Regions from separate parts of the Homo sapiens genome. Here region 2 is linked to region 1. A link is an interaction called in ENCODE POLR2A ChIA-PET data of the cell type or tissue named here. Cell type or tissue: HepG2. All regions are shown on one strand.

Evidence for each region. ChIA-PET counts read pairs that join two places held together with the same protein. Peaks named below come from ENCODE experiments on the same cell type or tissue, not always from the same donor. Only the 100,000 strongest peaks of a DNase experiment are listed, where the experiment ranks them.
Region 2: POLR2A ChIA-PET joins it to region 1 with 5 read pairs; 2 of 35 experiments call an interaction of 5 or more read pairs at or near these places.

Annotation. Positions count from the first base shown.
Region 1 is chr1:9,531,984-9,534,483 of GRCh38, forward strand. No RefSeq gene overlaps it. Among named protein-coding and RNA genes, the nearest start is that of SLC25A33, 6.2 kb to the right of the region's middle. In HepG2, no CTCF peak of the experiment used is centred here; a DNase peak (open chromatin) is centred at 998.
Region 2 is chr1:9,681,510-9,684,009 of GRCh38, forward strand. The region is part of intron 1 of PIK3CD (phosphatidylinositol-4,5-bisphosphate 3-kinase catalytic subunit delta); the gene reads left to right. All of the region lies in intron 1 of PIK3CD-AS2 (PIK3CD antisense RNA 2), which reads right to left. Among named protein-coding and RNA genes, the nearest start is that of PIK3CD-AS2, 4.8 kb to the right of the region's middle. In HepG2, no CTCF peak of the experiment used is centred here; no DNase peak of the experiment used is centred here.

The sequences.
Region 1 (2,500 bases):
GCCTCAGCCTCTGAAGTAGCTGGGATTACAGGCATGCACCACCACACCCGGCTAATTTTTGTAGTTTTAGTAGAGACGGGGTTTCACCATGTGGGTCAGGTTGGTCTCAAATTCCTGACCTTGTGATCCACCCTCCTCCGCCTCTGAAAGTGCTGGGATTACAGGCATGAACCACTGCGCCCCACCCCTTTTTTAAGGATTATATATGTTATTTTATTTTATTTTAATTTTTTGAGACGGAGTTTCTACTCTTGTTGCCCAGGCTGGAGTGCAACGGTGCGATCTTGGCTCACTGCAACCTCCAACTCCCAGGTTCAAGTAATTCTCCTGCCTCAGCCTCTTGAGTAGCTGGGATTACAGGCATGCACCACCATACCTGGCTAATTTTTAATAGAGATGGGGTTTGTCCATGTTGGTCAGGCTGGTCTCAAACTCACGACCTCAGGTGATTTGCCTGCCTCAGCTTCCCAAAGTGCTGGGATTACAGGCGTGAGTCACCGCACCCGGCCACAGGACGGGTGGATCACCTGAGATCAGGAGTTTGAGACCAGCCTGGCCAACGTGGTGAAACCCTGTCTCTACTAAAAATACAAAAATTAGCCAGGTGTGGTGGTGTGCACCTGTAATCCCAGCTACTTGGGAGGCTGAGGCACAAGAATCACTTGAACCTGGGAGGCAGAGATTGCAGTGAGCCGAGATCACGCCACTGCACTCTAGCCTGGACAAAAGATCAAAACTGTTTCAAAAAAATAAAAATTAAAAATACACACACATTAGAAACGTAAGTCTGGGCCTCTTAGACTTGAGATAGTGCACCAAAGTTGCCTCCTTATAAGAAATGATCATGAACATTTGTGGGCAGGGACAAAGAGCTCACACAAAGTTGGAAAAACACATTCCAGCCTTGTAGGCACAGAGCGGGACTCGCAACAGGCAGCGGCTTTTCCTTGTCAGAGCTGGAACAACACAGGCCTTTCATTAACGAGGCTTGACTTGCGGTCTCATTAGGCCCATAGCTGGAAACCTGGCTCAGGCTGGATCGGTTGAGGAGAAATGAGAAGAGGACCAGTGACCTGCTGGGTATTTGTCCTTTGCCCCCAAATCGCACTACCTGCTCCTGCTGCCCCTGGGCAGAAACAGGCCTCACAGCTTCCTCTCCCCCTAAGTGAGGCCTCCTGGGAGGTCCAGCCCCAGCCTTTGGCTCTCTGCTAAATTGAAATGCTCCTTACAATCCCCTGCAAAGAAATGAAACCCCAAACTTTTGGGAGAGGATGGAGGTTTTTCCAATAGCCAGCAGTTTTTGCAGAAAAACAAGGATTAAAGAAGCAATTAGTGGTTTGCCAACAAGCAGTCAGAGGAGAAAGCGAAATAAATCCACAACAGGTCAGCAGGAAGCCTCAGGCCCTTCAAATTTGGAATGGTTACAAAAAGCCCAAACAAGCTTCTCCTCTCCCACCGCACCAAGTCAGAGACCCAGGAACACCTAAATGAATCTCTGAGTATAACTGTCTGTGAACTTCTTCCTCTCTACACCTGGCATGTCATACATATATACATATATTTATGTCTGTAATCCACCTTGCTTTTTTACTTTATAAGTCAACTTTCTTTCTTTTTTTTCTTGACAAAAGTCTTGCTCTATTGCCCAGGTTGGATGGAGTGCAGTGGCACTATCCCAGCTCACTGCAACCTCCACCTCCCGGGTTCAAGCAAACCTCCACCTCCTGGGTTCAAGCAATTCTCCTGCCTTAGCCTCCCAAGTAGCTGGGATTACAGGCGCCCGCCACCATGCCCAGGTAATTTTTGTAGTTCCTTTTTTTTTTTTTTTTTTTTTTGAGACGGAGTCTCGCTCTGTCGCCCAGGCTGGAGTGCAGTGGCGTGATCTCAGCCCCCTGCAAGCTCCGCCTCCCGGGTTCACGCCATTCTCCTGCCTCTGCCTCCCAAGTAGCTGGGACTACAGGCGCCCACCACCATGCCTGGCTAACTTTTTTGTATTTTTAGTAGAGACGGGGTTTCACCGTGTTAGCCAGGATGGTCTCAATCTCCTGACCTCGTGATCCGCCCGTCTTGGCCTCCCAAAGTGCTGGGATTACAGGCGTGAGCCACCGCGCCCCGCCAATTTTTGTAGTTTTAGTAGAGACGGGGTTTTGCCATGTTGGCCACGCTGGTCTCAAACTCCTGGCCTCAAGTGATCAGCCCACCTCGGCCACCCAAAGTGCTGGGATTACAGGCTGAGCCAACTCGCCTGGCCTACTTTATGGTCAACGTTTCTAAAATACATTATAATTAACATACAATAAAATGCACCCATTTTAAGTATGACTTTTAACGAGTTTAATTCTCACTGTATGGGCCGGGCGCAGGGACTCAAGCCTGCAATCCCAGCACTTTGGGAGACTGAGGCGGTGGATCACCTGAGGTCAGGAGCTCGAGACCAGCCTGGCCAAAATGATGAAATCCCATCTCTACTAAAAATACAAAAAATTAGCTGGGCATGGTA
Region 2 (2,500 bases), 150 kb after region 1:
GTTAAAGCGATTCTCCTGCCTCAGCCTCCCGAGTAGCTGGGACTACAGGCGTGCGCCACTAGTTTCTGTATTTTTAGTAGAGATGGTTTCACCATGTTAGCCAGGCTGGCTTGAACTCCTGACCTCAGGCAATCTGCTCGCCTCCCCGCCTCGGGCTCCAAAAGTGCTGGGATTACAGGTGTGAGCTACCAAACCTGGCCCGGATTCTTTTATAATCTAATGTTAAAGGTGCTATCCCATCACTGTGCCATATTCTTTAGGTCACATTGACTGTGAATGTGGGTGGGGGCTACACAACGGTGAGAATCTCAGGACGGAAGTAACTGAATGTAGTTTCATATGGAGAGTGATCCAGCTTGTTCTGGAAGGGACTGCAGTCTCCCCGGGACTTAGCTTTGGAGAATGAGCCAGCTTGTTCTGGAAGGGATTTCAGTCTGCCCAGGACTTAGCTTTGGACCAGCTATGAGTTCTCTGTGATGAAATCTCAGCTTTTCCCAACTGCAGCTTCAACCTCCTGAGTTCAAGTGATCTTGTTGCCTCAGCCTCCTGAGTAGCTGGGACTACCACCACGCCTGGCTAATTTTTGTATTTTTTGTAGAAATAGGGTTTTGCCACGTTGGCCAGGCTGGTCTCCAACTCCTGAGCTCAAGCGATCTGCCTGCCTTGGCCTACCAAAGTGCTAGGATTACAGACATGAGCCACCACACCTAGCCAAGGCTGCGTTTTTATTTTTTATTTTATTATTAGTATTATTTGAGACAGAGTTTCACTCTTGTTGCCCAGGCTGGAGTGCAGTGGCGCCATCTCAGCTCACTACAACCTCCGCCTCCAGGGTTCTCCTGTCTCAGCCTCCTGAGTAGCTGGGATTACAGGCATGCCACTACACTTGGCTAATTTTTGGTATTTTTAGGAGAGACGAAGTTTAACCATGTTGGCCAGGCTGGTCTCGAACTTCTGACCTCAGGTGATCTGCCCACCTCGGCCTCCCAAAGCGCCGGGATTATAGGCGTCAGCCACCACGTCTGGCCTGGGTATTTATTTATTTATTTCGAGACGGAGTCTCGCTGTCTCACTCTGTTGTCCAGGCTGGAGTGCAGTGGCACGATTTCAGCTCACTGCCATCTCCGCCTCCTGGGTTCAAGCGATTTTCCTGCCTCAGCTTCCCGAGTAGCTGGGATTACAGGTGCACACCACCACAGGTGGCTAATTTTTGTGTTTTTAGTAGAGACAGGGTTTCACCATGTTGGCCAGGCTGGTCTCAAACTCCTGACCTCAGGTGATCCACCCTCCTTGGCCTCTCAAAGTGCTGTGATTACAGTCATGAGCCACCACTGGGGTTTTAAATGTGTAACAATGGATGTCCATTTTAGTGGGAACTGACCCTGTCCCTCAGGGACACTCATGGGCCAACCAGGAAAGGAGATGTCTCTGCTGACTTCTGTTAGATGGTGTAACCCATCATAGGGGTGACCCAGTGCCATGGTGGGACGTGTCAAACGCTTTCCCCACTGGGATTGGGCCCTGGACCTTTTTTTTTTTTTTTTTTGGGGGGCTGGGTCTCGCTAAGATGGCACCACTGCATGCCAGCCTGGGTGACAAAGGGAGACATTGTCTCAAAAAAAAAAAAAAAACCAAAAAACCAAAACAGGCTGGGCATGGTGGCTCATGCCTGTAATCCCAGCACTTTGGGAGGCAGAGGCGGGCGGATCACCAGGTCAGGAGATTGAGACCATCCTGGCTCACACGGTGAAAACCCATCTCTACTAAAAATACAAAAAATTAGCCGGGTGTGGTGGCGGGAACCTGTAGTCCCAGCTACTCGGGAGGCTGAGGCAGGAGAATGGCGTGAACCCGGGAGGCAGAGCTTGGAGTGAGCCGAGATCGCGCCACTGCACTCCAGCCTGGGCGACAGAGTGAGACTCTGTCTCAAAAAAAAAAAATAAAAACAACAACAACAACAACAAAAAAAACGAGCCTTGTGCCTTATAGCAGTGGGACAACTTGGTGTTAGAAGCAGTTTTAGGTGGTGGTTCCAGGTGGGTTCTGATTCCTGCTCTGTCACTTCCTGCACGGCTTCGGCGTCAGTTTCCTCATGAAGATGACTATTGTAACTATTTAGTGGGGTTGTTTTGAGGATTTTATGAGATCTTCAGAGTTCTAGGGATCTCTTGCTACATAACAGCCTGTCCCAAGCTCAGCGGTATAAAGCAACACTGTGATGCTCACGGTCCCAGGGGCCAGGAATTCCGACAGAGCTCAGCAGGACGGCCTGGCTCTGCTCCCATGATATCTGGAGTCAGCTGGGAAGACTCTCAAGGGGTTGGTAACAACTTGAACAGGTGGGGTCTGGAATCATCTGGAAGTTTCATCACTCATGTCTGGTACCTGGGTGGGATGACGAAGGTTGGGCTCAGGTGGGACTGTCAACTTGAGTGCCTTCACATGGTTTCTCCTTCTGGCTTGCTTGGGTTGTGTCACTGCATGGCAGCGTCAGGGTAGT